Regions from separate parts of the Homo sapiens genome. Here region 1 is linked to region 2. Evidence: read pairs that join two places in POLR2A ChIA-PET (ENCODE). Cell type or tissue: MCF 10A. All regions are shown on one strand. Region 1 overlaps GALNT1 (polypeptide N-acetylgalactosaminyltransferase 1). Region 2 overlaps INO80C (INO80 complex subunit C).

Evidence for each region. ChIA-PET counts read pairs that join two places held together with the same protein. Peaks named below come from ENCODE experiments on the same cell type or tissue, not always from the same donor. Only the 100,000 strongest peaks of a DNase experiment are listed, where the experiment ranks them.
Region 1: POLR2A ChIA-PET joins it to region 2 with 14 read pairs; 5 of 35 experiments call an interaction of 5 or more read pairs at or near these places.

What each region holds. Positions count from the first base shown.
Region 1 is chr18:35,615,116-35,620,115 of GRCh38, forward strand. The region is part of intron 1 of GALNT1 (polypeptide N-acetylgalactosaminyltransferase 1); the gene reads left to right. Among named protein-coding and RNA genes, the nearest start is that of MIR3975, 26 kb to the left of the region's middle. In MCF 10A, no CTCF peak of the experiment used is centred here; a DNase peak (open chromatin) is centred at 1,926.
Region 2 is chr18:35,476,002-35,481,001 of GRCh38, forward strand. It overlaps INO80C (INO80 complex subunit C), which reads right to left. Exons shown (of 5, transcript NM_194281.4): 2 at 4,452-4,562; 3 at 3,299-3,410; 4 at 2,281-2,348. Among named protein-coding and RNA genes, the nearest start is that of ZNF24TR, 11 kb to the left of the region's middle. RefSeq lists an enhancer at 2,238-3,437. In MCF 10A, no CTCF peak of the experiment used is centred here; DNase peaks (open chromatin) are centred at 2,720 and 3,360.

The DNA.
Region 1 (5,000 bases), 140 kb after region 2:
TAAAATTTATTTGGAAATACAAAGGGTCAAGAATGGCTAAGACATTCCTGAAGCAAGTACTTGTCTTACAAGATTTTAAGATAGTGTAAAACTTTAATCATTGAGATGGCATAATATTTGGACAAGCATAGACAAATAGATAATGGAAGGAAGTTAAGGCAAAAACCAGAACTCTAAGTACGTGGAAAGCTAATACATGACAGAGCTAATGTTACAAATCAAGGAAATGGAATACGTTTTAAATGGTTGGGATTCTTAGCCACATTTTAAAAAATGGTTTTTACTAACACTGTATTAAAAAAAGCAATTTCAGATGGATTAAAGACTAGATTGTGAAAGGCAAAACTTAAGCCTCCAGAATAAAATATTAGAGAGTATTTTAGACCTCAGGCTTTGGAAGCCAAAAGCACAATTGTTGAAGGAAAAGGTTTATTAATTTGGCTGTACTAAAATTAAGATCTCTTGGGTTTTGTGTGCATGGAAAGGAGAGTGTAAAGACTAGTCACAAATACACAAGTAGAATATATTTTGCATACAAAGGATAAGGATTTTTAGAATCAGTAATGCACACACCCATATGTCAGTACGCATACATACGTAAGTGTGAAAACAGTTAATGGCAGAAGAAAGCAAGAGCTGTTTCTTAGGAGAAAAATGAATAGCCAGTAAACAGTTGTTTTCAGGGAAATACAAATTAAAGCTACATTGACAAAATTGTAAAAGTTGGACATTGTCAAGTATACCACTGCACTACTCCATGGCAGAGGTTGGCAGACTTTTCTGTAAAGGGCCAGATAGTAAGTATTTTAGCCTTTGCAGGCCGTACAGTCTCTGTAAAGGCCAACAACTTTGACGTTGTAGTGCAAAAGCAGCTGTAAACCATATATAAATGAATGAGAGTGGCTGCATTCCCATAAAATTTTATTTACAAAAATACTAGTTTGCCACCCCTTGCTCTATGACACCAAAGTTAGTGAACTACATCAATATGGATGAGTCTTAAAAACGTAATGTTGGATTTAAAAGGTAGCAGAAGAATACATTATAATATGATTTAATTTATGTAAATTGCAGAGGTAGACAAGGTAAAGGATACAGGTTTGTGGGTTTCATCATAGTTGCTGGGACCTGACTAATTTTGAATTCTGGCCTTGACATGTATAGTCTATGTGACGCTGGCCAAATTACCTAACTTTTTAAAGTGTCAGTTTTCCTATCTGTAAGATGGTGTGCATAATAGTACCTGGCTTACTGGGTTGTTGGGAGTATTGTTATACAGTGCCCATCAAAGTGCTCAGCACACAGTAAGTGCTTGGTAATTGTTGTTATGCTTTTATTCTCCTGTTTAATTTATATCTCTATTAAAAGAAATATAGCTGTTATTGCTTTGGACACTGGGTGTTTTTTTTATCTGACCTGCATTGCATATGGCTAATGAGAAGTACTAAGGCTTGCATATCCTCACCTGAAGTCTTGAGTAATGTTTGATTCCTTTTGCTTAGCACAGGTTGTAAAACCTTCTAGTGTTTTAGTGTTGTGTTTTAATCTCCACATTCATGGTAGCTTGCTGAATACTTGGCAGAAACAGCTTCCAGTGTCACGTAATCTTTCTCTGTGGCAGTTAGCATCGTCTCAGACTCCTTTTTCAGAGCTCTCTCCTCCTTTGTATTGGCACCACTCTTCAAATTCTGTGACTTCTCAGACCTTCCAGTCCTCTAGTATGGTCCACCCCTCAAACTTCTGACTCTTCAGCTTCCTCAGCTGAAAATGAAGATAAAACCCACTTGAAAGGGTTGTTATTAGGATAAAATTCTCTCTCTAATGCCTAAGCCACTGAGGAACCCTGTAACCATAGATCCTGACTCATTTATGCCAGAGTGAGGTGTGGTATGAAAACAAACAAAACTTTATGAGTAGTTCCTTCCCCATTTGAGCAGCAGTGACGGGTGAATGTAATGCAAGCGGCGCATTGCAGGCATTCAGACAGCTCCCCCCTCCATTTCCTGTCTGTGGCTACTGTTCTCTAGACTCTTCTCTCACACCACCAAGAATCATTTATTACAGGTATTTATATTGACCATTTCCTCCCTAAGGACAGTGATGTTGTCTAACTCATCTTTGTTCTCATATGGTCTGGTAAAATGCTTGGCATATAGTAGGGCAGTTAACAAATTTGTTAAGTGAACAAATGTCTACTATATGCCTTGCTTTTGTTCACAGAACACCAGTGTATGCAGTATTTGGCCTGCCAAAGTAAGATGTTAAATCCAAAGTAAGATGTTAAATCCTAATTTAGCGTTTAGCTATCTGAAACACGTTTAAAAGTTACTTCTTTGTTTTAACATCATATTTCGAGAAATTCTAACATATATAAAAGTAGACAGAACAGTGAAACGAGCCCTCTTAAACCTGTATCCATTCTCCAGATTCAGCAAACACATTTTCCCACTTGTGTTCCACCTCTCAATCTAACCTCACTCCCCTGCTCTTAAGCCCAAGTATTTTAAAGCAATGGAAGACATCATGTCATTTTACCTCTAACATTCTTCAGTATAGATCCTTTAAAATGAGAACATTTTGAATATGACCACAATGCTGTTAACATTCCTAATTAACAGTGATTGCTTAGTAGCATCTGTAACCCAGTTCATAATCATATTTCCTCAGTGGTCCCTAAAGTGTCTTTTTAAGTTGATTTGTAGATTCAAAACTCAAAACAAGATCAACATAGCACATTTAGTTTTTTTAAAAAAGCTTTCCTTAAAAAAATAAAAACAATACCTATTTTAAAAATTATTTCTCTCCCTTTCTCTTCTTCTTTTCTTTTCGATAACTCTTCAGATTAGGGTTCTTTATAATGAAACCATAAACTTTGCTCTAGCAGATAAAGGTTTCATCTTTTAAGACTGCTTTGCTGTTCTTTTTTTTTTTTTTTGATAGCCAAGCACTTAACATGTATAGAGAGCACTACTGCAGTTAACAGCACAGCAAAATGCAAAACTGTTAACTGCTCTGATTTTTCTTGTGCAATGAGATAGCATTATGTGCAGTACCATTAGGAAAATAATTTTACATCATTTTCATTCATAATTAACATTATTTACATTAAATGTAGTCTAAACCTGTAAAATAATCTTGTATTCATTAAAAAGTATATATTCTTTGGTATGTTTAGTTTAAATACATCTTTAAAAAATTTTAGTTATTCCTCTTGAATTTATGGTTAGGGTCTCAAGAAGGAAGCTTGAGACTAGACTGTAATGTGTGTTTGAAAAAGACTGCTCATGGATGAACTTAATTCTTAAATTCTCTAAAGCTCAAGTGGAGAAATGACATCTGCAAAAAATTTATCTTTTAGTTGCATTATGGGTAATAAAGACAAACATGTGTAACTGTTTAGTGTATTTAAAAGAAAAGGAGAGATAACCCAAGTGATTAGAGGTTTTAGTAGAATAGTTTTGAGAATTAGAATTTTAAAAAATAATACAAAAGAAATGTTTGAGTTATTGATGTGAATTAAATAGCAGGTTTATTTCAGAGTTTTTTTTTTCCAACAATTTACTTAACTTTCCTATTACATTGTTAAGTAAAATGTCAACTTAATTGTACTGCACTGTTTTTGTTTGTTTGTTTGTTCTGAGAGCAGGAAGCAAATCCTATAATCAGCCCTCCAAAGAGCTGAAACAAATATGAAGAAAAGGCGCTTGAGGTCATCCCCTAGAATGGATCTTAACTGATAGCAATGCAGAAGCAGCCTGAGACTACAGGGCAGACCGAGTTGAGGGAGGGAGGCAGAGAATAGCTTTTCACAGGAAAATCAGCAGGCAAGAATGCAAAACAATCACTAACGCTATAAACTAAGAGACGTTAAATGACATTAGGGAGAGACTAGTAAGAGAGAAACCAAGTTAGAAAACACAGCAACTTAAAAACCGATATGCCAAATTACTGATTAGTTAAGGAAAAAAGGAAGGGTATGGTTGTTTTGCAGTGTGTGGTACCTGCGATAAATCTGTAAGGTAGAATTTGTGACTAACCAGAACACTGTCTTTCTGTAACATGCTAATATATGTTTTGTTTTGTTTTTTCAATGGTAACTAAATATTTCAGGCTATTATTAGGGCCAAAAATCTAAAATCTACCCCTAACTCAAGTTTTGGTTTTTATTTGTTCTGTTGAGCAAATCTGAAAACTTTTTAGATCTCAAAAGGTCGCTTAAGTTAGTAACCTAGTAACATCAGACAGTGTATTAAGGAAAGCAATTCTCAAAAGAACCTTCATGCTTACAAATGTAAAAAAAAGAATTTCATCTAAGGGTACTACTGTCCTTTGAGATTTTTTTTCTTCTTTTTCTCCTCACAGATGATCCAGTTATACAGGAGGAAAAGTATGGCACTGAGCTCTGGGGAATGCATGGAAAAAAAAATTGGGAAAAGGGAGTGACAACAGAGATTTCCATTTAGTCTGCAAATTGTTTTTGGTCTTTCTCATCCATAGTCCAGCGCCAAGAGACTGTGGGATCATACAGTCTTGTTTGTGATCCAAACTGGCAGTGGCAGTACTGATGACAACAGTGTAGTAACTGTCTGCGCTCAGTAGTGTCGTTGGCAAGCTTCTAGTGAATTCTTTATCCACTCTGGTGGGCCACCTCATAGAGTATACATGTTGTCTCTGCGTTTTAACTTGATCTGTGGACCAACAGTTGTTTGTGGGTAACATTTGAGAATCTCTGTTTAAAGTCTAGGAAGTAAAAGGTTTTTTTAAATAAAAAATGTAAAGCCTATTCAAAAGTACAGTTAGCAGAAGATAAAGAACAAGCCATGAAACCACCTCTCCTCTGAGTCTTGTCTTATTTTTCTATTTTGACCGATTTCCTTCTGTGTTTGTTAGCATTAGGTTTGGCAGCATCGCAAAGGTCCCTGTATTCCCTCTTCCCCCACAAAAAGGTGCTTTAAACAAGATAGAGGTTTTTTCCTCTCAGGATATGGCAGCTATGTGGT
Region 2 (5,000 bases):
AAATTCACTACTAGAAGTCCCTCACATTATGCACAAAGTGGCAAAATATTTGAAAATAGATTCAGGTTATTTAAAATGTATATTGTAAACATGAAAGTAACCATTCATAATTTGTAAAAGAGGTGTAAATAATAAGGAAACAAACAGAATTTTAAAATGTTCAATTAACCCCAGTTTTATCATGAGAAAACATCAGAGGAATTCCAGTAGTGGAGGATTCTACTAAATACCTGACTAGTGCTCCTTAAAACTGTTAAGGTCATTAAAAACAAGGACAACCTGAGAAACTGGCAGAGCCAAGAGGAGTCTAACGAGACAGGATGACTAAATTTGATATAGTTTTAGGTAAAAACTAAGGAAATGTGAATAAATTATAGACTTTAGTTAATAATAATATATAACTATTGGTTCATTAATTGTAACAAATATACCATAGATGTTAATAACAGCAGAAACTGAGTTTGGGTTATATGGGCACTTTCTATACTATTGTCTCCGTTTTTCATAAATCTAGAACTGTTCTGAAAAATATAGTCTATTAAAAAACGCTCAATAAATCCAGAGAAGGCAGAAAAAGGGAAATAAGCAACACAAATGGAACAAATAACAACTAGTGAGATGGTAGATTTAAATACAACCATATCAACAATCACTTTAAAGATGAATAGCCTAAGGACAACAGTTCTTAGATTGATAGACTGGATAAAAAGCAAGATCCACTGGGTGCAGAGGCTCACGTCTTTAATCCCAGCACTTTGAGAGGCTGATGTTGGGAGATCACTTGAGCCAAGGAGTTCAAGGCTTCAGTGAGTTATGATCACACCACTCCATTCTAGCCTGGGTAAAAGAGCAAGACTCTACCTCCAAAAGAAAAAGAAAAAGAAAGACCCAACAACTCAACAATATGCTTTCAACAAGAATCCACTTTAAATATATAGATAGTTTAAAAGTGAAAAGATAGGCCAGGTATGGTGGCTCATACCTGTAATCCCAGCACTTTGGGAGGCCAAGGCAGGAGGATCACTTGAGGTCAGGAGTTCAAGACCAGCCTGGCCAACATGGCAAAACCTCATCTCTACTAAAAATACAAAAATTAGCCAGGCATGGTGGCGTGTGCCTGTAGTCCCAGCTACTCAGGAGGCTGAGGCAGGATAATCGCTTGAACCCAGGAGGTAGAGGCTGGAGTGAGCCAAGAGCGTGCCACTGCACTCCAGCCTGGGCAACACAGTGAGACTCTGTCTCAAAAAAAAGTGAAAAGATCAAGAAAGATATACCATCCACACATGAACGAAAGAAAGCTGGGGTAACGATATTAATTTCAGACAAAGTAGACTTCAGAACAATGAATATTATCAGGGACAAACAGGGATATTACATAATAATAACAAAGGAGGCAATTCTCCTCCGTACATAATTAATTTGGTCAATTTGTTAGATAAGTTGGAGTCATATTTTCATTAAAATGTAAAGTACTTAAATTATTTTTCCAAATTTATGAGATGAAAAAGGATTAAGACCCTGACATGCAAGAGCTAATTAAAAGAATCTCTAAGTTCATCCATTTGTTTAAGAAAACAAAACAAAACAAAACAAAACAAAACAAAAAAAGATGAATCTTAGGTTCCACCTTCTGCAAATAAGGAAATGGGGGTGTTCTGAGGTTCCTGAGCTTTAGCAACTTGCCCACTTCCCACTATTTCAGCTCTGCTGGCAGTTTCTGAATTGTGTTCCCCAGAAGCACTTGAGCAGTCACTGTGGTGGGGAGTGGGGAGGAAGATAGGCGGCCAGATCCACATGGGACCACAGCAGAAAGGTGGGCTCCAGGCTGTTATATATTGGATTCTGTAAAAGATTTCATTTGGAAAAGGGGTTCTGATGCTTAAAAATAAGTTTGAATGTCACAACCTTTGCCAAAGCACCTGTTTAGAGAAGTTTAAACATGGTTTTGTAAATACAATCATCATCTAAAATGCAGGTTTTTAAAACTTCAGCAGTAAAAAAAGAAATACATAGTTGTTTCTTTCATGTTATCTCATATAGTTAACTAGCAGAGGTAAAGAAGAGAAGCTGGAGTCTCCTGCTTTCTGGTTCAATCCTCCCTGCAGGCTGCCCCCACAGATGCCTGTTTGCAGCAATGAACACACTGCACAAACCTATCACCTATCACTGTAGACAGGCTCCAGGCAGGACCAGCCATGATCAATATTCAACACTTGTCTAATTAGACATTACTGTGAAATCTTTTCCATTTAATGTTATAAGAGATATAATCATACTCACAAGCAGACCTGAAACATCAGAATACTTCTTAGCTGGCTTAAAGGATGGAGGAGCATCAATACTGAAGTCTGGGAAAAAAAAAAAAAAAAGATAACTAAACTGAACTGAAAACATTCAAATCCCTTCTCTTTTTTTTTCTAAAATAGTATTTGATAATATTCCTGAAAATTTCCTTTGTGATTAAGTAGTCACAGAAGTCTCTGGAGATTAACTAGAGAAGTAGGGGAGGATTCTCAGAAACAAGACAGTATGTCACAGGCCAAGTGCAGGCTCCAGATCTAGCCCTGCCCTGTCACCAGGGACCCTCTATTCCCACAGAACCACCGGAAAGCTCATCTGCCCACCAGCTATTTTCACGATCTCACACTACATGGGCTGATGGTGATGAAATGCCAAATGAGCCAATAACTGGATCTGAGCACCCTGACACCCTCATGTCCACACCCAGACGAATGAATGACTAGCTCACTTGTCACCCATGTGAGTCACCCCCATGAAAGAAGTACAGTGGAGTAGGAGATGGTGAGAACTTTGAACTTGTACTTTCCAGTGAAGCTGAACAGAACATATAACAGTGTTTTACATAAATCTGGACACACTGCAGCATGAAGTATTTACTAAACACTGGCTCACAAAGTATAAAAGAGCTGGCCTTTAAGCTGGTTGTCAGGAACCCTCCTAAATCTGGTATTATACTTGGGCTACCTTGTTTTTGGAAACACATTTTAAGAGTAGACTTTTGAATAAGAAGTTTGTCTAGTAGAAACACCAATATTATCATATTGGGACCTATGACCCTAAAAACCACACATCCATGACAACACAAACAAATAGGCTCAATACAGATACAGTTATGAGAAAATACACACATAATCTGCCCAGACTGATGCCACTATAAAATTCTCAAGCTAAAAATTATTTCCTACAATGATGCAAACACAATACAATAATGTAGGTTGTTATAAGACAGTTCCTACTCTGAACATTACAAACACATGGAAGGCTCTAGACAGCTCACAGTTAGGATCGTTCAGTTGCCACGGCAATGCCCTTTCAGAAGCGAGGATTTGTTTCAGGTTCTTCCAGGTTCTGTTCTTCTTGCCAGCTACTGCGCCACCGTGGCCAGAGTGCTTGAATTGAAGGCATGGATTAGAAGAAACAAAAACCAATGGAGACTACCATTTCGACATCTGACATTTATGCCTAATCATAACTGTAATATACCTCTCATCTGTCAACAATCATTAAGACCCCTGAGACTTTTTTTAAAAGGTATTTCACTGTACACATTAACATGTTAATCTTAGTTTAAAAAAGAAGTTTTCAGATTGTCAAAACCCTTGAGTTAGTTTGTGCTGGAGTAGAAATAAAAGGCTACTTCTTTATATGCACGTAAAAAAAAAAGCCTTTATTGGGTCTAACTTTGTAGAATTCATTCATGAATTTCTTCATACTTTAAGATAAATTTACTACAAAGTCAGATTTAAATCCAGGACTGCATCTCTCAACTCCCTTCTCGGGGCAAGTCTCTGCCATGTAAACTGGGGATCCTGGAAAAGTTGAGAAAGCCCCAGTTGCAGTATGGGTACTCTTCTAGGTACCTCTTTTTTTTTTTTTTTATCCTACAAAGATGACACAATAAAATGGAAAAGAATACCAAAATCTGTTGCAAACACTGGTAATATTGTATTTCCAAAACTAATTCATTAAAAAAAAATTTAACAGTATAATCTGAACTGCTGCAGTTTATTACCAGTCTCAAGAATGAAAGGAAGAATACCCTGTGTTCTACTCCACAGCACAACAGCTTGGATTTACCTTATGAAACTAATGAGGAAGTACTTCTCATTTAGCTAAATATTTCAAGCTTTGTCTAAGATTGTAAGACCAATGAAAAGGTTAGGGGAACAATCATCATGGAAATGTCCCACCCTCCAAACAGTATCCTTTAATGAATCCACAAAGGACACCCAAATCCTTGGGATATGGCACATTAAAAGATCAACAGAAAGAACCCTTCTCTTGTCCCCATCTTGCCCATAGGGGAGAAGGAGGTAACTGAGACTGAGGGAGGAGAGAATGCCAGTGCCACCCTGGCTACAGGCCCAGCAAGATCAGAGGCTGAGGTGTGGCATTTGGATGTTTATTCAGCTAATACCTTCGATGCTTACCACAAAGTTGGGATCCTTAAATGGCAAAGGTTTGGCAGCTTTTTCCACAGGTCCTGTGCTAAACTCAGAGGGCACCATTTTATTCTCACTCATGGCTTCCATGCTGATACCCTTAAAACATAATAAAAATAGTTTGAAGAAGTCAGTTTCTTTCAGCTGAGTTCCCCACCTCTGCTCTCAACAGGGCATACGATGATGCCACAGGGCATGCAAGGGAAGACAGTATGCCCAGAGCTCCAGCAGGCAGCCTGCCCTAGGGGAGGGCACACCACACGGGGAGTAGCACCTGCTGTGCAGAAGCCACAGGAGAAACAGGCCAGGACCTCCAACTGCTATGTTTCCCGGGTACCCTAAGTGCCAAGCACAGGGATGGCTGTCCTACGCAAGTTAGCTCATTTAATTCTGACAACCACTCCACAGTAGGTGCTATTATCCCCAGCATACAGAAAAGAAAACTGAGGCCCAGGGGAACAGGTTCAAGGTCACATAGTGATTGAGTTTTGGATTCAAACCTAGGTTGGGCCAGTTCTAAAGCCCTCATAATCTCCA